Regions from separate parts of the Homo sapiens genome. Here region 1 is linked to region 2. A link is a loop called in an ENCODE intact Hi-C map of the cell type or tissue named here. Cell type or tissue: Caco-2. All regions are shown on one strand. Links, peaks and the distances in the headings refer to the core of each region. The heading gives the core; the rest is flanking DNA.

Region 1 (11,113 bases), core at 1,640-9,639, 57 kb after region 2:
TCTGCAGCTTCTCCACAGGTTTCCAGGAAGCAGCCATGCACTGTCTACTGCAAAGGCAATTTGACATGAGGAGAAAACAAGAACTTTAAAATAATACAAATAAAAGCTAATGTGGGCCAGGCATGATGGCTCATGCCTGTACTCCCAGCACTTTGGGAGGCCAAGGCAGGCAGATTACCTGAGGTCAGGAGTTTGAGACCAGCCTGGCCAACATGGTGAAACCCCGTCTCTACTAAAAATACAAAAATTAGCCGGGCATGGTGACGCGCACCTGTAATCCCAGCTACTTGGAAAGCTGAGACAGGAGAATTGCTTAAACCCGGGAGGCGGAGGTTGCAGTGAGCTGAGATCGTGCCACTGCACTCCAGCCTGGGTGACAGAGTGAGATTCCATCTCCAAAAAAAAAAAAAAAAAAGCTAATGTGTGCAGAGCACTCTGATGTTAGGTACTGTTTTAAGCACTTTAAATTTACTAACACATTTAGTCCTCAGATAACTATGAGGTAGATGTGCATATTATCATTTCATTTTCCAGATAAAGAAAAAGCACGGCACAGAGAGGTTAACTAACTTGACCAGGATCACACAGCTGGTAAGCTGCCTTCATGACCAACATTCCACCTCAACATTAGGCAAAGAAGGGGCAGAGGGCCGTGGATAGAAAGACACCTTTCTTCAGCTGGGAGCGGTGGCTCATGCCTGTAATCCCAGCACTTTGGGAGGCTGAGGCGGGCGGATCACGAGGTCAAGAGATCAAGACCATCCTGAACAACATGATGAATCCCTGTCTCTACTAAAAATACAAAAATTAGCTGGGCTACTGAAGCTATATTCAGTAGGGACTTTCTCCTCCAGACAGCATGCACATTTTGATTTTACCTGTCCTCAGACTGACCCTTTGCTCATTATAATAGTAAAAACACACCCCTGGGTGGAGATTTAAGATGCTAATGAACTGTACAGGCTACGTATGAAAAAGTATGTGTGGCTACTGAGCATGTGCACCCAGAGACCACCCAGAACATGCTTACTATAATAGTAACACCTCTTCCTACCTCCTTATGAATAATGCTGGAAGATTCCTGTAAAGGGAGCTTCCCTAGTGCCAGTCTTGGCTGACTCATCCTCGTGAGCAGCCCACCCTGACCTTTCAAAATATTCTTTTTCTTTTTTTCTTTTCTCTTTTTTCAGACAGAGAAGAAAACCAGTGTGGCAAGGGGAGAGGGGTTGGGAGCTGGGGTCCCAGTGGCAGGCAGGGGCAAGATCCCACTTTATCTCCCAGGTCATTTTTAAGGAATCTGCTTTTTTTTTTTAGACAGAGTTTTGCTCTGTCGCCCAGCCTGCAGTGTAGTGGCATGATCTTGGCTTACTGCAACCTCCACTTCCCGGGTTTAAGCAATTCTTCTGCCTCAGCCTCCTGAGGAGCTGGCACGTGCCATCACAACCAGCTAATTTTTGATTTTTAGTAGAGATGGGGTTTCACCATGTTGGCCAGGCTGGTCTTGACCTCCCGATCTCAAGTGATCCACCTGCAAAATATCTTTTTATTTTTCGAGAAATTACTCTATGATTCACCTCCTTTGCTGGGTGTCTCTTGTTTAAATTCTTTTAAACTAAGAAGACAAGAACCGAGGTCTTATACAAGCCATCAACATAAAGGCACACAGTTAGTAAGGGGTCAAACAGGCACTCGAAGCCAGGCCCACATGCTCTGAAACCTGTGATCTTATCCGCTCAGCTCTCCTTCCTCAGTTATCTCTGCATCTCAAAACCATGTGCGAGGAAGACAAGGCACAAACACTGTCCCATTTTACAGAGAGGAAAGGGAGGCAGCCTGCTTGAGAGCACACAGCTGGTGAACACAGGGCCTGTGCTCAGAAACTCAGGTCCACCTGATTCCCTGGCCAGTGCCTCTTTTCTTTGTTCCTTCAGGAATATTCCAGAAAAGGCTCCAGTTCTATGGTTGTCTATGGTCAGCAATGCACTGCTGCCAGGGATTCTTTCTGAGCAAGATCTTATTTCTTATTTTACTGGAGCTTCCCACAAGCCTGTGAAGGTCAGAACATGCTCCATTTCACACAGGGGCAATCAGAGGTCCAGAGAGGGGAAGAGACTTCCCCAAGCCTTGGGCCAGGGTTCCTGTCTCTAAGTCCAGGGAGAGAGGCCCAGGGCAGGGTGTCCTGCAGGGACAGGCTCCAGCTAGCCAGGCTCTCTCTGCTCTGGGTGAAGTCATCGCCTTATCAGCTAATTGCCACCCTGAGGCCTAATCCTGCACTCAGCTGGAACCTTCGGGAATGGTTTCTCAGAGATGAGATGGGAGCTGTTATTGTCCAGATGAGAGGGCTGGGGGGCGGGCAGAGGGAGGGGGCAAGTTTACACTCATAATTCCCCTTGCAGCAGTTTCTCAAAAACCTCTGGAGGCAGAGACATTTCTGGGGCCTTTATGGGCAGGACTGAAGGTTTCTGCTGCTTTTCTGCCCAGTTGGCTGAGATGCCTGCCTTGTTAACAGAAACAGCGTCAGGACAAGCCAGCTTCCTATAAATAGACAAAGCTGGGGTGAAATAAATACGGGTGGGAGCTGTTTGCCTCTGACACAGAGGAGTTGGTCATTGATGATGGAGATAAAATTTGAGGAAAGAGCTTGGGAAATGTTAGCATGGGGTCACCTTGGCTAGCTGGGGAGCCCCCTAAAGGACTGGGCATTGGTGGGACATGAATGGGGCCAACACACAGCTGTTGTTCAGAGGAGGGACTGAGAGTCAGAAGGGATGATGACAGTCAGGTGACAAAGATCCAATGCCATGGATTGAGGGTGACCAATGTGCCAGGCGCCATGTGCTTTATAAGCAGAGAACAGCTGCTGAGCCTGCCGTGCGGTTGAGTGTTGGAGTCGCACAGACATGCCTGGCTCTGCTGAGCTGGTTGCTTTCCCTTTCTGATACCAGTTCCATCACTGCTGTGATGGGGATGAGAATCATACCTCCTACATTGTAGAATTGTGAGGATTAAATGAAAAGAGGCAGAGAAAGTGCTTAGCACAGGAGTGGCACACAGCGAGCACTTAAAATATGAGCCATTATTCTCACTCAGTGTAAGGTGCTGTGCTATGTGCTGGGCTTACAGCGGGGAGCAAGCCACACCCAATCCCTGACTTCTTAGTGCTGACAGTGGAGCCTGGAAGACCTGGGGAAGAGACTGATGTGATGGGACATGGAAATCATACCAGCGAGATGCAAGATGTAGGAGGAAAAAAAGACAAGTCCCCACTCCCCAGATATAGTCACTTAGAACCAAGAAAGGTGTGTTTTGGCTCTGAATGTTACCAAAACCAGGATGGCACCCAGTATGTCACTCTGTTTGTTTTATTTAACCCTCAGAACAATTCTGCACTATTCCTACTGATAAATGAAGAAGCCGAGGCTCAGGGAGGTGAAATGACATGCCTAAGGCCACACGGCTTAAGCACAGCAGAGCCAGGATGGCCTGATACCATCCTCTTATCCACTGCACTCTACAGCTTGACTTGGCTGCTGGCTGGATGTGTGATCTTGGGCAAGTCACATCTCCTTTTACCAGCCTCAGTTTCCCACCAATCAAGGTAGAATGTGAGGGTCACATAAAGTCATGGATATGAGAGTACTTTGGATGTCGCAAGATGCTGTCTGTGGCTGAAGAATTATTAGCGCACATGGGACAGAAAGCACCAAAGGGCCCCTTATCTGCGATGACCACTCCATGGCCCTCTTCCCCCATAGGATCTTCTCCAAGTCAGGATGCTGGGTCACCCCAGGCCTTCTTTACACCTGCCCTGCAGGAAGGAGAAGCAGATGGAAGATTTTAAACAGCAGTATGGCTGTTGCAAGGATGTCACTCTGTGACAAAAGTGGTTTTGGCCCGTTTTACAGATAAAGAAAATGAGGCACCGCCAAGCAAGTCAACTGTCCAGAGGACAGTTTGTGGCCACAGGGGAACTCGAGAGCCGATCTCAGTCCCTGGACACCCCGTGCTGCATTAGTGGGGGTGCCACCCCTGATAAGCAAGCCATAGGCCAGCAGCACTGGAAGAGTGGGGGGCCACGGTACTGCTTAGCTCTGGGAGTTGGGTGGAGGAAGATAGGTCCCTCCAAGCCTTCCAGCTCCCTCCCCCCACCTCCCCTTTGTGGGGGTAGAGCTAGCTCTGAAGCGTCAGCCCCTCCCCCCTCATTCAAACCCTGTAGGCCCTTTCACACTTCATTCTCATCAGTTTGTGAGATTTTAATCCTTTCTTATGGGACAGAGGAGGAGTCTGGGGCCAGGGTGGGCTCAAGATGGAGACAGATAGGGGTTGGGGGTTGGGTGATGAAGCAGGACTATAATCTAGCCAAGCTGACATCCTCACTTTTTTTTTTGAGACGGAGTCTTACTCTGTCGCCCAGGCTGGAGTGCAGTGGCGCGATCTCGGCTCACTGCAAGCTCTGCCTCCCGGGTTCAAGCAATTCTCTGCCTCGGCCTCCCGAGTAGCTGGGATTACAGGCGCCTGCGACCACGCCCGGCGAATTTTTTGTATTTTTAGTAGAGATGGGATTTCACCCTCTTTGCCAGGCTGGTCTTGAACTCCTGACCTCGAGATCCGCCCGCTTTGGCCTCCTAAACTGCTGCGATTACAGGCGTAAGCCACCGCGCCCGGCCATCCTCACTTTTTTGAACTGTTGGAACGACTGAGACCCAGAAAGGTGCTAAGTCTTACAGCAACTCAGATGCAAAACCAGCCCCAAGCCGAGGTTTCCTGAGCTCCAAGTCAGACAACCCTGCCCTCCTCCGCTTTGTGCTGTGACCTACAAATGGCAAGTCTTGGCCACAGGCAGGCGGGAGACAAATAAATGCGAGCGAATGATTGAATGCTGGGCGCTGCTCTGGAGGGAGCAGGGGGATGGGGAGCTGATTCCCCTACAGGAGCCCGTAGGCAGGGCTTAGCCCCTCCCAAACCAACCCTTCTTCCCGTGGAATTAGTTCACCTGGAATTCTCCTTTTCCCCAGAGAATTGTGCGCCACCTAGAGGATACCGGGAGCTCAGCGCCCTCGTCTCTTGGGGAAAGTGCGGCACCCCTCTCCACTCCCCCACCCACCGCCCACAACTTCTAAAAAGCCCCTAACCCCTTCTAGCCTCTTCCCTGATGTCAGGAGGGTTCTGGCCAGGATCAGCTGCAGTGAAAATCTAGCAAATGAGGACATCCTTGCAGCAGAAAGGACTTAAAGTAGGATATGCCACATACTTTCCCACCTCAGGATTTTTCAGAGGCCATTTCACATTTCCTTTCCCACCTTCTTGGTTTCCTTACCTGGAAACAATGCAGACAGAAGAAATGACCGTGGTGTTCCTGCCAAAGATGCGTAGCCTGGCCCTAATCATCAAACGAAACCCAATTAAGGCCCATTCTTCAAGCTAGTTGGCCAGTGAGCTCCAAAATGTCAAGATCACAAAATTCAGAGAAAGTTTGAGGACTTGTTTGAAGGAAACCAAAGAATGTGGCAACTAAACACAGCACGTTGTTCTAACCCAGTGAGAATCTTGTAGGGGATCTGAGGATTCGATGGTAGGAATGTGTCGATATTAATTTCCTGATGGTGATGGCTGTATTACGGTTTGTAAGAGATTGTCCTTGTTTATTGAAAATAAACACAAAGATGTTCAGGTGAGTTGGGGCATCATATCCGCAACTTATTCTCAAAGCATTTGGGGGAAAAGCACTTCTATGTACCATGCTTGCAGCTTGTCTATAAATTTGAGATAGTTTCAATGTTTAAAAAATATGTAGCATTAAAAATAAATATAGCCGAGGTCAGCGGTGTACATCTGGAGGTCAAGTGCACCACTACATACCCAAGCGGTCCAAGCTGCTTGGGAGGCTGAGACAAGAAGATAGCTTGAGCCCAGCAGTTCCAGGCCGCAGTGCGCTGTGATTGTACCTGAGAAGAGTGACTGCACTCCAGCCGGAGTGACATAGTGAGACACCATCTCCAATAAATAAATAAAATAAATTTAGTATCAGGGGAAAATGCAGACAATAATACCCCTATCTTCAGATTGGCATGGTGGTGAAATAAAAATGTGTAATCATGATACTTGCAATTTGAGCCCTGATGAAAAGCTTTATTTCCTCCTCATATGCTCTGTCTAGGAAGTTGATATCATCATCCCCATATTTCAGATAGAGAAACTGAGGTTCAAAAGATTGAAGAGACTTGCCCCAGGTGGCTGCATTTGCAGCCTAGGGTCTCAGCACCTCACATTGCTGCCTTTCCTCAACTCAGTGCCTACCCATAGCCTAAACACTACACTCTCCTTTTCTCCTCTCCACCAGTCAAAGTCTTCCCGAGTATCACAACCCAGCTTTAGTGCCAATTTCCCCAAAACATCTTCTCTGATTTCCTCTCTACTGGATATGACTGTCCATTTTCTGACCTCAAGAAATTGCAGTGAGCCGAATAATAAGATAATAAGACTGACCTCAAGAATAAGATCAGTCCTCCTCCTGGTCAGTTACTCATTCATTAAATAAATATTTGTACAGAGCCTTCTATGTGGCAGGCATTGTGCCAGGGGCTGAGCATGCACTGATGTGTGACCCTGGCCCCACCCAGAGACTGAGCGTGTACACACACAGATACACACATCATTACAAATTTGATGTTGGCCACCCAGGCAAGAGTAAGGTGCTGTGACAAGGGGTGGTCAGGGAGGCCAAGCTCAGCTTGAGTGTGAGAAGGGCCACCTGGATGGGGCAGGGAGAAGGGAGCACCTGTGGGAAGGGCTGGGAAGGGCATGAGGTAGGCTTGCTTGAGGAGCTGGAAGAAAACCAGTGTGGCAAGGGGAGAGGGGCTGGGAGCTGGCGTCCCACTGGCAGGCAGGGGTGAGATCCCACTTGACCTCCAAGACCATGTTTAAGGAATCTGAAATTTTTTTTTGAGACGGAGTCTCGCTCTGTTACCCAGGCTGGAGTGCAGTGGCACGATTTCGGCTCACTGCAATTTCTGCCTCATGAGTTCAAGTGATTCTCCTGCCTCAGCCTCCCGTGTAGCTGGGACTACAGGCATTTGTCACCATGCCTGGCTAATTTTTATATTTTCAGTGGAGACAGAGTTTCCCCATGTTGGCCAGGCAGGTCTCGAACTCCTGACCTCAAGTGATCAGCTCACCTCAGCCTCCAAAAGTGCTGGTATTAAACAGGTGTGAGCCACCAAGCCCGGCCTGGAATCAGATTTTGATTCAACTACTAAAGAAGTCACAGAGGGTTGTGAGCAGGAGTGAGCCATGAAATTTACATTTTAAAAAGATCACTCAGGGCTGCTGTGGAGGATCAGAGGGGACAAGAGTGGAAGCAGATGGGTCCTTATCTCTCCCTGTTTTCTGGTCGAGTCCGGGTCTTATCTTGCTTTCTAGAGAGCTCCTTGAGGCCAGGGAGGGCATCTGTCTCGGAGCCCAGGCTGTCCCCTCTGAAGCCTGGCCGGAGGGGCTGGGTATCCTGGCCTATCCCCTATCTCTGGGGACAATCTGGGACCCACTCTGCTCTCAAGGCTCTGTGGCCCCAGCACGGGTGGAATGTTTGACAGAGGAGCGCACGTGTTCTCCAAACAGACCTTGATTCATGTTTCCAGGAGAAACTTGCAAACAGACTTCTGCTGGCCGCATCCATCAGAGGAGAGATGGGCTCTGTAAACAAAGGCCTGCAGGCTGTCTCCATCTTTCAGGCAGGCACCCCTCCCTGCAGGTCACTGGCAGCTCCCAGCTTCACCCCAGCCAATGGGGCCACAATCTGTGCCAAGACCCTCACTAGAGCCTCAAAGACACACTGCCCCTGTTTTACAGATGAGAAAACAGAGGCTCAGAGATGTTAAGTCAGTTGCCCAAGGTCACACAGCACAGCCAGTTCGTCAACCCCAATACTGTAATTACTACGCCATATTCTCCTGCGAACAAAAACAACAGTAACTCACACTTATGAGCACTCATTACGTGCTATGCACTTCATGGAGGTTGACTCGTGTTGTTCTTCCCCTGTTTTTTTCATATGGGGAAACCAATGCACAGAGAGGGAGGTCAAGTGATTGCTCAAAGTCACACTGAGATAAGCGGGGAAAGTGGGACTTGAGCCCCAGCAGGGTGAGCCCAGAGCCCCACGTGCTTCACGCCCTGCCCGACTCTGCCTGCTGCTTCCCTGGCCTTCTGGAGCTAAGGACAGGCTCCTCCCTGTCACCCACTTTTATCTCTGCTTGAGAGGTGAAGAAACTAAGGCCCAAAGAATGGACATGACTGTGCCCCTGCCCCTGGCATCTATGGCAGGGTGGGGCCTGGAGCATGAGGTCTGCGAGTTCTCCTTCTTGGAGGCTAGGATGGGAGCTAAGGGGCCTAGGTTCTAGTCCCTGAAAGGCTGCTGTTTTGCTCTGTGACCTGCAACACAACACAGCTCCTCACTTAGCTTCAGTTTCTCCATTTGCTCAATGGGAATGACAATTGCGGCCCTTACCCACCTTACAGAGCCTGATGTGAAACGAAGTGAGGGAAGGATGGTGGGATGGGATGGTTTTCCTGGCCCGGATTCCTGTCCCATGAATGGAATGTCTAAGCAGCATCATTTTAGGGCTTAAAGCCCCAGGGGTAGGGCTGAGCGGGGCCTCCTCCATTGGGAGACCCCCCACCTTGGGCTCCAGCCCAAATTGCCAGACACAGGCCTGAGAGGCGGACTCCCCTCTAGGCAGGGGTGCCCAGGAGCCAGCCGGCTGGCCATTTGTCCACAGATGGGTGTGCAGATAACAGGCGTCTGGAGATAAGGCAGAGCCTGCTCCCGGCCTAGTGGAGAGCCAGGCTGAGCCACAGTGGGGAGGGAGACTGGGAACTGGGGACAGGGAGGTGTCTGCCAAGATGCCCTGAGGCCTGACGCAGAACTCTCTGCTACCCTGTAGCACAGAGCTGATGGCCTGCTGTCTTCTGGATCTTTCCCCAAAACAAAACAGAATAAAGCAAACAAATAAGCAAAAAATATACTTTTTTTTTGAGGCAGGCTTTCGCTCCGTCAACTGGGCTGGAGCGCAGTGGCACCATCATGGCTCACTGCAGTCTCAACCTTCCTGGCTCAAGCAACCCTCCTGCCGCAACTTCCTGACCAGCTAGGACTACAGGCATGGGTTACCACGCCTGGCTAATTCTTAAATTTTTTGTAGAGACAGGATTTTGCCATGTTGCCCAGGCTGGTCTCAAACTCCTGGGCTCAAGCGATCCTCCTGCCTCAGCCTCCCAAAGTGCTGGGACTACAGGCATGAACCACCACACCGGGCCAAAAAAAACATACCTTTATCAGAAGTGCTGCTTACACTGGAGAGAGCCCTGAGCTAGCACCAAGTGCCACTGACTTACTGGACAGGCTGTGTCAAGTCACTGCCTGACTCTGAGTCTCAGTGTCCTCATCTCTGCAGTGAGCACAGTGATCTGCTGCCACCTCCAGCCAGATACAAAGGAACGCACATAATAAATAACTAATCCCATGTGATGCCATGTGGTAAGTACTATAATCATCCCCACTCTGCAGATGAAGACATGGAGGTATGGAGGGATTAGGCCATACATCTAGTAAGTGGTGATACCAGCATTTAAATTTAGGCAACCTGGCCGGGTGCGGTGGCTCACGCCTGTAATCCCAGCACTTTGGGAGGCTGAGGCAGGAGGATCACCCGAAGTCAGGAGTTCGAGAACAGCTTGGCCAACATGGCGAAACCCCACCTCTACTAAAAATACAAAAATTAGCCAGGCATGGTGGTGGGTACCTGTAATGCCAGCTACATGGGAGGCTGAGGCAGGAGAATAACTTGAACCCAGGAGGCCGTGGTTGCAGTGAGCCAAGATTGCACCACTGCACTCCAGCCTGGGCGACAAGAGCGAAACACCATCTCAATAAATAAATAAATAAATAAATAAATAAATAAATTTAGGCAATATGATTCTAGCAGCAAGCTCCTAAGTGTTTGAAATGTCACTGCCAGTGTTATTAAAGGAATAAAGAGGGCCAGGTGTGGTGGCAGGCGCCTGTAGTCCCAGCTACTCTGGAGGCTGAGGTAGGAGGATCGCTTGAACCTGGGATGCGGAGGTTTCAGGGAGCCGAGATTGTGCCATTGCACTCCAGGCCTGGGTGAGAGAATGAGACTCTGTCTCAAAAATAAAATAAAAAAAATTTAAAAAGGAATAAAGAAAACTGCAGTTGGAGCCTATTTGGGTTTTTAAAATATACACACTTGTGGCTGGGATTGGTGGCTAACGCCTGTAATCCCAGCACTTCGGGAGGCCAAGGTAGGCAGATCACATGAGGTCAGGAGTTCGAGACCAACCTGGCCAACATTGTGAAACCCCTGGCAGGTATCCGTTAGATGACAGTAGTAGCACACTCTCCAACCCCAGCTGTGACAACCAGAAATGTCTCCAGACATTGCCAAATGTTCTCTGAGGGGAACCCCTGCTCTCCCTGAAACCCTGTTTAGAAATCACTAACCTAGAGGCTGTGACTAAGAGGGGTATTCACTTTCTTTTTTTTTTTCTTTTCTTTTTTTTTTCTGTGACAGAGTCTTGCTCTGTCACCCAGGCTAGAGTGCAGTGGCGTAATCTTGGCTCACCGCAACCTCTGCCTCCCAGGTTCAAGCAATTCTCTGCCTCAGCCTCCTGAGTAGCTGGGATTACAGGTGCCCACCGCCACGCCCGGCTAATTGTTGTGTTTTTAGTAGAGACGGGGTTTCACCATCTTGGCCAGGCTGGTCTCGAACTCACAACCTCGTGATCCACCCGCCTGGGCCTTCCAGAGTGCTGGGATTACAGGCATGAGCCACTGCACCCAGCCGAGAGGTGTTCACTTTCTAACCCCTACGCTGAAAATTTTGCCACATGCAAGCACGTTACATTGAAATAAAAGAAAAGAATACATACAAAAAAAAAAAAAGAAAAATTATTGGATGGTGGAAGGATGGGTGGCTGGATAAATGAATATCAGTTGAAGTAGCCAGATGGAAATCAAAGCCAGGGCATTCTGGGAGAATATTTTGAGCCACTTTCTGGGAGAACACTGTGAGCCAATTTCTGCATTTTACAGAAGAGG
Region 2 (11,113 bases), core at 1,983-9,982:
GTCTCCAACTTCCGACCTCAGGTGATCCACCTGCCTCGGCCTCCCAAAAAGTTCTGGGATTACAGGCATGAGCCACCGCAACCAGCCAGCTCTTCTCATTTTCTAGGGAGGCAACATGACTGAGTGGAAGGAAAGATCATAAATTTTGAAGGCAAAAAGTCCCTGTTTAAATTTCTGGTTTTCACCACTTGCTAGCTAAATAACCCTTCACCTCTCTGTGACTTAGTTTCCTCTTCTGTAAACGGGGATAGAAACAACTAGAAGATTCTGTTGTGAGAGTTAAGTAAGATGATGTATATAAAGGTCCTGGCAACAAAAGAGTTTCTCTTCCCATTTTACAGGGGGAGGAAACAGAGTTTTGGAGTTGTTATGCGTCCTACCTGCCCAAGGTTAAATGGCTGGTAGCCACAATCGATTTAGAATCAGAACACAATTGGGCACAGTGGCTCACGCCTGTAACCCTAGCACTTTGGGAGGCCGAGGTGGGCAGATTGCTTGAGTCCAGGAGTTCAAGACCAGCCTGGCCAACGTGGGAAAACCCTGTCTCTACCAAAAAAATACAAAAATTAGCTGGGTGTGGTCCTGCAAACCTGTGGTCCCAGCTGCTCAGGAGGTTGAGGTGGGAGGATTGCTTGAGCCTGGAAGGCAGAGGTTGCAGTGAGCCAAGATTGCACCACTGCACTCCAGCCTGGGTGACAGAGGGAGACCCTATCTCAAAAAACAAACAAAAGAACCAGAACCCAGGTCTCCTTTATCCAAGGGGGATGTAGCTTATCTGTCTAATCCCACTTACTGAGCACTTACAACGTGCCTGAACTGAGTGATGTCCCACTGAGTAGCTAGCTGCTCTATAACCAGGTACAATGAGCTGCATCCTAGTCTCGAATGATTATACCAGTTGCTCAGGGTCTCACAAGTGAAGAACTGGAATTTCAATTCAAGTCTGAGTCCCAAGCCCATACTCTTAACCAGGAGTTGGTAAATTATTGCCTGTGGGCCAAATCCTACCCACAGCTTATTTTTGTGAATAAAGTTTTATTGAAAACAGCCATGCTCATTTGTTTATGTATTGTCCCTGACTGCTTTTGAACTAGAATAGTAGAGCTGACTCACTGCAAACAGACGCTGGGACTCACAAAGTTGGAAATATTTGCTCTCTGGCTATTTACCAAAAACATTTGCCTACGCCTACTTTTAATCACCATTTTATAGCCTTTTCTTAAGAATTTTAAAATAGTATCTGCTTAACACTAAGACACATTTTCAGGCAGGAGGTAGGTAAGTATTCAGAATGACTCCTGGGATACATAGAGATTCCATTCCTGCCTGGTGTGTCTTTCCCGCTTCCTTCGTCTCCCTCTAAGCAGATCTTGGTCAAGGGGATGTGCCAGGTGAAATAAACACAAAGGCAGTGTGCCAAGCATGTTAATAGACCCCTGGGTTTTGCATTTGTATGCTATGATAGAATCAGGGGAATTTTATTTTTTATTTAACAATTTTTTATTATTTTAAATGATTTTTAATTTTATTACTTCTTGATTGATACTTACATTTTTGTTTTGTTTTGTTTTGTTTTGTTTTGTTTTGAGGCAGAGTCTCGCTCTGTTGCCCAGGCTGGGGTGCAGTTATAGCTCGCTGTAACCTCAAACTCCTGGACTCAAGCGATCCTCCTGCCTCAGCCTCACAAGTAGCTGGGACTATAAGCATGGGCCACCACGCCAGGTTTTGGTTTTTATTTATTTTTCTTTTGTAGAGTCAGTTTCGCTACGTCGCCCAGGCTGATATCAAACTCCTGGCCTCAAGTGATCCTCCTGTCTTGGTTTCTCAGATATTTACTGTTTTTAAACTAATGCTATTTATGCCGGATGTGGTGGTTCATGCCTGTTATCCCAGCACTTTGGGAAGTTGAGGCAGGAGGATTGTTTGAGCCCAGGAGTTTGAGACCAGCCGGGGAAAAATAGTGAGACCTCATCTCTACTAAAAATTAAAAAAAAAAAAAAAATAAGATGTGGTGGCAAGCATCTGTCACCCCAGCTACTTGAGAGGCTGAGGCAGGAGGACAGGAGTATTGCTAGAGCCTGGCAGGTTGAGGCTGCAGTAAGCTATGATTGAGCCCCTGCACTTCAGCCTGGGCAACAAAGCAAGATCCTGTTTGAAAAAAAAAAGCTATTTATTATTACTGTATCAGAACTATATCTTTTCTCCTTTTAAATATATGATCTACACTATGAATGTATAAAACCTCAGGAACTCTTCCTTCCCCAAATGGACAAGCAAGATTTTTAGCCATAACCAAGGAGATAGATTTTGATACACAGGGATTAAGGGAACAGACCTATCGAACAAAAAAAGATGTGGTCTCAATGAGTCTGAGCAGAAAGAGCACTGGACTGGGAGTCAAGGGACCTTGCTTCTAAATGCAGCTTCATCTGTGTGATTTGGGTTTCTCATAGCCGTCCTATTCCTGTTTCCCCTTATATAAAATAAACTTATGGGGCCAGATGACTGCTAATGGCTTTTCCTAGTGTGCTATTGTATTTTCATAAAAACCTACCAAAATAAAACCGTTGGGGGTAGTTTTGCCTAGAGGCAGAGGCTTAACAGAGATGACCTCTGACCCCGCGACTGGATTCTCTGTTCTGAATCTAGCAATTCCTTTGGGAAGGATTCCTCTGGGGATGGTCTTCATGTACCAGGCACCTTACCAATCATTTCTGGTTGTGTCACAGGATACAGGACTCTTTTATCAGAGGAAGGGGGATTTAGGTCTGATGAGGGTAGAGTGTTTCTGGCTGGGGCAGCGGGCCAGAGGACGCCACAGTTGGTCTCTATAATGGGAAGGAGGTGGAAGCCGAGGGAAACGGAGACTGACCTGTCATCTCTCCTTGGCCTCGAGATGGCTCTATCAGAGTGCTGGGGGGCAGCACAGGAAGGACATGTCATCACTGTGAGGGGCGCGGGGTCCCCACCTTCCAGCTAATCTCCATCACCAGTACCCAAAGTGAAAACACTGGCCTTTAATATCACTTCTTACAATTTGATAGGCAAAAGATAATTTTATTTTTTTAATTTGCTTCTATTTGATCCTTCTAAGATTTAACTATTTTTTTTGTTTCACTATTTGTATTTTTACTTCTGTAAATGGATTATTTGTGGCCTTTGCTTTTTTTTTTCTAGAGCAGTATTCGTCTTGTTACTTTTGAGTTTTTGAGGTTACATACTTAATATATAAATATGTCTTTTGTTTTGTCAAGCTTGCACCAAAGCAAACAAAAGCGAATGTAACAAGAAAACTTAGAAAATAGCCTTCCTGGGGCTGGGCGAGGTGGCTCACGCCTGTAATCCCAGCACTCTGGGAGGTCGAGGAAGGTGGATCACCTGAGGTCAGGAGTTCAAGGCCAGCCTGGTCAATGTGGCGAAACCCCATCTCTACTAAAAAATACAAAAATTAGTCAGGTGTGGTGGCAGGCACCTATAATCCCAGCTACTCAGGAGGCTGAGGCAGGGAGAATTGCTTGAACCTGGGAGCAGAGTTTGCAGTGAGCCGAGATCACACCATTGCACTCCAGCCTGGGTGACAGAATGAGACTCCGTCTCAAATATAAAATAAAATAAAAAAAGAAAGAAAGAAAATAGCCTTCCCTTTCTTCCTCTGCAGTTGGTAACTGCTATCACTTTTTCTGTACTTATACAAACATTCAAATATAAATTATATAATTATGTAAATTATATATAATTTTATGTATATAATTGTATGTTTATGTATATATATACACACACATTTTTTCCTTTTTATAAAGGTAGAAACATACCTTATCTTTTAACCTGAATTTTGTTTTGGGTTTGTTTTGAGACAGGGTCTTGCTCTTTCGCCCAGACTGGAGTGCAGTGGCATGATCATGGCTCACTGCAGCCCTGCCCTTCAGGCTCAAGCTATCCTCTCACCTTAGTTAGCCTCCAGAGTAGCTGGGACTACAGGCACAGGCTACCACGCCTGCCTAATTTTTATGTTTTTTGATAGAGACAGGGTTTCACCATATTGCCTAGGCTGGTCTCCATCTGGGCTCGAGCAATCCACCTGCCTCGGCTTCCCAAAGCGCTGGGATTACAGGCGTGAGCCACAGTGTCCAGCCTGAAATTTGTTTTTTCAAAATCCTTTTTTTTTTTTTTTACAGGGCCTTGCGATCTTGGGTCACTACAACCTCCGCCTCCTGTGTTCAAGTGATTCTTGTGTCTCAGCCTCCCAACTAGCTGGGACTACAGATGCGTGCCACCACACCTGGCTTATTTTTCTATTTTTTGTAGAGATGGGGTTTTGCCATGTTGGCCAGGCTGGCCTTGAACTACTGACCTCAGATGATCCACCCGCCTCGGCCTCCCAAAGTGCTGGGATTTCAGGCATGAGCCACCATGCCCGGCCAAAATTCTACATTTTAAACTGAACTAGCCCTCTCTTAGATTTTTATCCCTGTTCTCCATTTTACAAACTCTTTCTTGTCCTCACTTCAAGAGTTAGGCAAGCATCATTAGGCCAATTTTACAGGTTAGGGAAATGGAAGCTCAGGGAGGAAAAGAAATGCTTTGGCACTGGGATTAAAACCCTGGACACCTGATGCTGTAGGAGCTTCCTTCTCTATGTGAGTGAATGAGACTTCTGCCCCTAAAGTCACCCCTCCTGAGGTACATAGGCTGGAGTTTTGGGGTGGAGTAGGGTGGTGGGAGAGAGAAAGTGTAAGCACTAAGAGAGTGAAGGAAGAGAAATTCACAGTAACCCCAAAGTTCCATTCATTCAGTCCCTGATGTGCTAGGTGACCTTGGGGCAAGATGTTTGCCCAACCTGGTCTCCCTGTGCTCACCTGTGAAATGAAGGCTTTGGCCTAACCAGAGGATTTCAAACAATGCCCTTTGGGGCCCTAGGGGAGCCCCCACATGTTATAGCTCCTCAAAAATGAACACAGAGAGGCATATTCAGGGACACTTGTGTTTGTGTTGGTGAAAAGGTATTATTATTATTATTTTTTGAGATGGAGTCTTGCTCTGTCGCCCAGGCTGGAGCGCAGTGGCGTGATCTTGGCTCACTGCAAACCCTGTCTCCCGGGTTCAAGTGATTCTCCTGTCTCAGCCTCCTGAGTAGCTGGGATTACAGGCACGTGCAACCATGCCTAGCTAATTTTTTTATTTTCAGTAAAGATGGGGTTTCACCATGTTGGCCAGGCTGGTTTCAAATTCCTGACCTCAAGTGATCTGCCCGCCTTTGCCTCCCAAAGTGCTGGGATTATAGGCATGAGCCACCACGCTCGGCCCAAAAAGTTATTAATAGAAGCAATTGACATATCCACCAGGAGTGGGTGGGTTAAATGCATTGAATCATTCATTTATTCATCTCTTCATTCATTCATTCAGTAGTTATTGAGTAACTATTGCCAGGCCCTGTTTTAGACATTGGGAATCAGTGGTGAACAAAATAGACCAAGTTTCCACTCTCTTGGAGCTTACCTGGAAGGCAGGTCCACCCTGTCTTGAGCTGCATTCCAGGTAGGTGAAAGGTGACAGATCCCGGTGTCCCAGCATGGGTGGGTCTCCAGGCCCCAGGAGTGAGTGGTGGAAGGAAGGTGCCACACCCAGTGTGAGATGACTCCTTTAATAAAATCCCATTTCCTACAGGACAAGTCTGTGTGTGTCAGTCTCTGGGTAGACAGGCATATGAAGAGGTGCTGTGGAAGTGTTGGGGATACATCCCCAAATGATGGTGTGACCTTTGGAAAGAGAGGGGAATAGATTAGGATGAGACTTGTCTAGAGCATTTTAACTTCATCAGCATGTTTTTTTTTTAAAATAAGGAAGACACATTCAAGTATTGTTGGCAGTTAAAATAATTTTTTTAAAAATTTAAAATAAACTTAGGTCCAGAGAGAAGGGAAGGACAAAAATAATAGGTTTCAATTTCTTGGAGTCCTTCAAAATCTAACATGGTCAGGTTCTACCCAAAGTTAGGAAGCATCTCAGTTTGGGGATCAGAGATTTTAAATTAAACAAACCCATGTTTATTATTGCCTGAGTCCAAGAGCAAGCCTGGCCTCCCCATCTAGGCAGCAGCCACTACTTTCAGCCACACAGCAGGTTTCCTCCTTAGCTACTTAGAATCCTGCCTCAGCAGAGCTGGAAGGGAACACCTCCCCCAGTGCTTATTTTGCAAATGGGGAAACTGAGGCTCAGATATTGTGACTTTTTAATTTGCCAAGGGCTCAATTAATGACAGGGCCTGAATTACAAACTGGGAAGGAAGCCTGCCCTGCTTCCAGATTCTGGCAGTTGGGAGGAGGAAAGGAGAGGAGGGGAGAGGGGGTGCCATCTTCCCCTCTCCCACTGGAAGCTCCAGTGATGGGTCCTGGTGTTCAGCACATGCTGAAAGGAAGCCTTGTCAACATGGAAGGAGATCAAGGCAGCCGGGGGGGTGCTGAAACCTCCTGTCGGGTCCAGCATCTCTGAGGAGATAGGGATGCCTCTGCCGCTGCCTCCACCCCCTCCTTGAGCTCTCTCCTCTCGAATTCCGAGGGGCTTTGGAATCACTAGACTGTCTCCCGCTCCCAGGAAACCCCAGGCTTCTGTGGAGCCAGGAGGCTGGCCATCCATCATTCTTATCTCCTGGCTGTGGCGGCCCCAGGTCCCTGGCCTGGATGGGCCCAGGGGGCCAGGAGGGGCTGGGGGGGCATCGATAACAGGAAAAGCAGCTGTCCCCTGGGGGAACTTCAAAGTGCCTGGAGCTGAAATTTATGTGCAGAGGAGCTTACATTAGGGGCCAGTGCGCCATTCTTTCCACAAATATTTATTGAGTGCCTACTGTGTGCCAGGCACTGGGTTAGGGGACTCTTATGGAACCAGAGATTTCGTTGTTTGTTGGGTTATATGTCTACCTCAGTAGGCTAGGTTTGATGCATGGATCAATTCAATGATTCATTAAGTATTATTAAACACCCACTGTATGCTGGCTGTTTCTGGAGACCCAAGACTGCTGGAATGGTTAATTGAATCTGTGGGCGGGGCTTGATATCTGCTAGCACAGTGGTTAAGAGCTTTGGAGTCAGGCAGACTGGGTCTCAGCTTTCTCAGCTGTAAAACGGGGATAAGAATAGCACCTACCCGGTAAGGGCTTGGGAGAAGAGGAAATGAAACGAGATATTCTAGGTGAGAAACTTAGCCCACTCCCAGCAGATGGTGCTCTCACAGCAATAGCAGAGATTTTTGTGACTGCAGTGGATTGACATATGTATTTGTTTATTTAATATTTATTTAGTACCTGCTATGTGCTGTGCCTCTAGGAGAGACGACCAGGCGGTTTGACTTGGGAGGGTTTGCAAGAGTCTCTTTCTTTTCCTGCGAGTCTCTCCTCAGCTGGGGCTTTGAGGTCGAGACCCTTGGAGTCTGGAGGTGAAAGGGATTTGAGAAGTTGCCAAGTTCAGTGCCTCCCCTGAGCTCTGTGCAAAAGCTCCTCTTTAACTTCTGCTATCTCGTCATCCAGCCTCTGCTTTCATCCTGGAGTGGGCGTCTTCCTCCCTCCCCAGGCAGCCTGGGAGGAAGACCTTTCTTCCTTGGAGTTGTGGTCTGCCTTCTGCAGTTTTCCTCATTAGCCTCCTGGCTCTGTTCTCTGGGCCTCCCCCAAACTCTCTGAGCATCAGTTTATTCATCTATAAAATGGGAATATTAGTAGTTCCTATCCTGTAAGGTTATTGTGAGGATAAAATGAGATAAAGATTGTAAAGCATTTGGCACAATGTCTGTACAGTGTCTTTAATAAGCAGTAGCCAATAATGACAAATAATGATAGTTTTGGGAATCAATAAAACAGGAACAAGAAAGAGAAGAAGGAAGAAAGAAAAAGGAGAAGGAAGAGAAGGAGGAGAAGGAGATGAAGGAGAAAGAAAGGCTGTCAGAGCTGGACCTTCTGAGGTGGAAAGCAGTTCTCCGTTTTGGGGGATCCTAAATTTGGCAAGGGAGAGCGCACAGGAGTTCCAAGGATGCTTTCCAGCTCTGATATCCGAGTAAACGTAAAAGGGACGGAAACATGGTGTTATTGCGTTCTTCTCCAGCCAGCGTTGGTGTTGCTACCATGTCCATTTCACACATGAGCAAGCCAAGGCCCTTGAAAGTGAAATGGTTTGTTCAAGGCTTGGAGCTAGGGAGTGCTGAGCATTGCCAAGGACTGTTGTCTCTCCTCCCCTCCCCAAGGCAGCAGTGGGGAGCTCCCCACAGACAGTGTGATATGCTGAATGGTGTCGCCCGCCACCGCACCAAATTAATATGTTGAAGCCCTGCCTTAGTCTGTTCAGGATGGCATAGACTGGGTGGCTGAAACTACAGACTTTTGTTTCTCCAAGTTCTGGAAGCTGAGAGGTCCACATTAAGGCACTGGCAGATTCAGGGTCTGGTGAGGTCCGCTTCTGGTTCATGGACGACCATCTTGCTGCGTCCTCTCATGGTGGAAGGGCTGGAGGAACTCCCCGGGGTCTCTTATGTGGGGGCACTAACCCCATCCAGGAGTGCTCTACCCTCTTGACCTAATCGCCCCCCAAAGGCCCCATTTTCTCATCCCATTAAAATGAGGGGTAAAGTTCAACATCTGAATTTGAGGGGGGACACACTATTCAGTCCAGTGCCTCAGAATGTGCCTTTATTTGGAGCTAGGGTCTTCATAGAGCTAATCAAGTTAAAATGAGGTCCTCAGTGTGGGCCTCAATCCAGTACGACTGGAGTCCTTATAAGAAGGGGAAGTTTGGACACAGAGATATGCATAGAGGGAAGATGATGTCGAGACCCAGGAAGATGAGGGGAAATCAGGAAACACAGGGAGAAGCAGCCTACAAGCTGACGAGAGAGGCCTCAACAGATCCTTTTCTCACAGCCCTCAGAAGGAACCAACATTGCCAACATATTGGCCTCAGATTTTTATCCTCCAGAACGGTGAGAACTGTGGTTTAAGCCTTCCAGTCTGGGGTACTTTGTCACAGCAGTCATAAGAACCGGTACAGAGAGTGTGGAGCCCCCGGACAGCCTGTGCAGTGAGCACTGAGGGGGTCCCTTGAAGCCTGCCAGCCCTGCCTGCCCCTGAGGGAGAGGCAGGTGCGTGGTGTGAAGACACTTGACTCCTTTGCAGAGCCCGGGGATGCTGGGCCGAAGCCGGGAGACGGAAAGGCAAGCCCTCGCCCTGATCTTTTCCCTCATGTGGCTCTCTGAGAAGGGAAGACACATTTTCCTGGTGCCTCCTCATGGAAGTCCTGCTGGATCAACCTCACCTGCTGCTGGGGAGGCTGCCATCCTTCAGGAAGACCTGCCAGCCTCAACCTCCCTGAGGCTGGGGATTTGTTAGAGATTCTGAAAATTATCAAGCTGGCTATGTCCATTTCCTCCTCTTTCTGTGATCTTTTTCTTCCTCCCCACATTATTTATTTATTTATTTATTTTGAGACAGAGTCTCACTCTGTTGCCCAGGCTGGAGTGCAGTGGTGCGATCTTGGCCCACTGCAACCTCTGGCTCCCAGGTTCAAGTGATTCTCCTGCCTCAGCCTCCTGAGTAGCTGGGATTACAGGCACGTGCCACCACACCCGGCTAATTTTTGTATTTTCAGTAGAGATGGGGTTTCGCCATGCTGGCCAGGCTGGTCTCAAACTCCTGATGTCAGGTGATCCACCCACCTTGGCCTCCCACAGTGTTGGGATTACAGGTGTGAGCCACCGCGCCTGACCATTTCTTCCTCTTTTTCATTTTTCTTCTTTCCTCCTGGCTGTGCTCTGCAAATCCCCACCCTCCTCCACATCTCACTCCAAAACTGCTTTCTCCCAGCTCCCCCTTCGCCCAGGACACCCTCACCTGGTGGCTCTGCAGCAAAGCCCAAGGCTGCCTTGGAGACGGAGGCAGGAGAAGTCTAAGCTCGCTACCTTGGAGCTGAGAAGAAATTATCCAGAGCTGGTTTCTCCTCCCACCTTCTAAAGAGCCCTGCCCTTGTCCCTGGCCTGGATACATGATTATATTTTGCTTTAATTGCATTAAAGCAAATGACTGTGTCCCCCTGTGGTTTCGATCAGGTCAGGGATTTGATAATCGATCGTGGCACAGTTTAGACAGGAGTCACTTTGAAGCTGTTTTTAGCAGGATAAGAACAAACAATGTTTCCAAAGTGGCCACATTAGGCAAACATGCTGGTGGGTCATCTTTTGGGGAGAGAGTGTGCCCTGGCTCCAGGCAGCCTGCTGACTGGACCCCCAGGCCCCTGGAGAGGGGTGTGGACTACTCTCTCTGGACAGTAAGAAACTTTAAGTAGAGATACCGTAGCTTAGGCCTCCCATGATGTGAAACCTGGTCCAGGTGCCTTTTCCAGAAAGCCAGTCTTGACTGATACCACCTGGCTCACCTAAAGGTAGCGTAGTTTAGTGTGAGATGTTCTGTCCTGGAGATGGAAGAAAGGTCAAATTCACACAAGGCAATGCAAAAGGTAGACTCATATCCTGCAAAATTATTCTCTCTTCAATATTCTTTCAATCCTTTAAATTTCATTAAAAGGAAAGCCTCAGTGTGGTGCTAGTCTGTTTTATGTATTTAAATAAATACACACATTTAGAGACAGGGTCTGGCTCTGTTGCCCAGGCTGGAGTGCAATAGTACAATCACAGCTCACTGCAGCCTAGAACTCCTGGGCTCAAGTGATCCTTCTGCCTCAACCTCCTAATTAGCTAGGATGACAGGTGCACACCACCATGCCCAGCTAATTCTTTTATTTTTTTTAAGAGATGGGGTCTGGCTATGCTGCCCATGGTGGTCTCAAACTCTTGGCCTCAAGCAATCCTCCTGCCTCAGCCTTCCAAAGTGCTGGGATTATGGTGCCAGGCCTAGTTTGTCTTTAATACCTCTCTAATGTTTGCTAATCTCCCCTCCTAACAAAGAGGGCAGGCCTAGGGATCTGCAGGTGAAGATTTAGCTAGATTTTAATAACACTGTTTTCAATGAATGTATTTTCTACAATGAAAATACATCTTTCAAATGATACTAGTTTTCCCTTTATGGAAAGTGAACCGTTGTTCAAGTACAATTAAGGCAAAAATTCTGAAGGATGGATGTTAA

Evidence for each region. Hi-C counts contacts between places; a loop is a spot of excess contacts. Peaks named below come from ENCODE experiments on the same cell type or tissue, not always from the same donor. Only the 100,000 strongest peaks of a DNase experiment are listed, where the experiment ranks them.
Region 1: a loop joins it to region 2, with 4 times the contacts of the local background. A loop is called at or near these places in 4 of 110 quality-filtered maps.

What each region holds. Positions count from the first base shown.
Region 1 is chr5:154,515,029-154,526,141 of GRCh38, reverse strand. No RefSeq gene overlaps it. Among named protein-coding and RNA genes, the nearest start is that of HAND1, 42 kb to the right of the region's middle. RefSeq lists enhancers at 4,530-5,133, 6,323-6,823. In Caco-2, for the core only: a CTCF peak has its summit at 5,040 (motif pointing left); DNase peaks (open chromatin) are centred at 2,201, 4,971 and 8,831.
Region 2 is chr5:154,572,128-154,583,240 of GRCh38, reverse strand. No RefSeq gene overlaps it. Among named protein-coding and RNA genes, the nearest start is that of MIR3141, 18 kb to the left of the region's middle. RefSeq lists enhancers at 1-480, 10,993-11,113. In Caco-2, for the core only: no CTCF peak of the experiment used is centred there; DNase peaks (open chromatin) are centred at 5,570 and 6,680.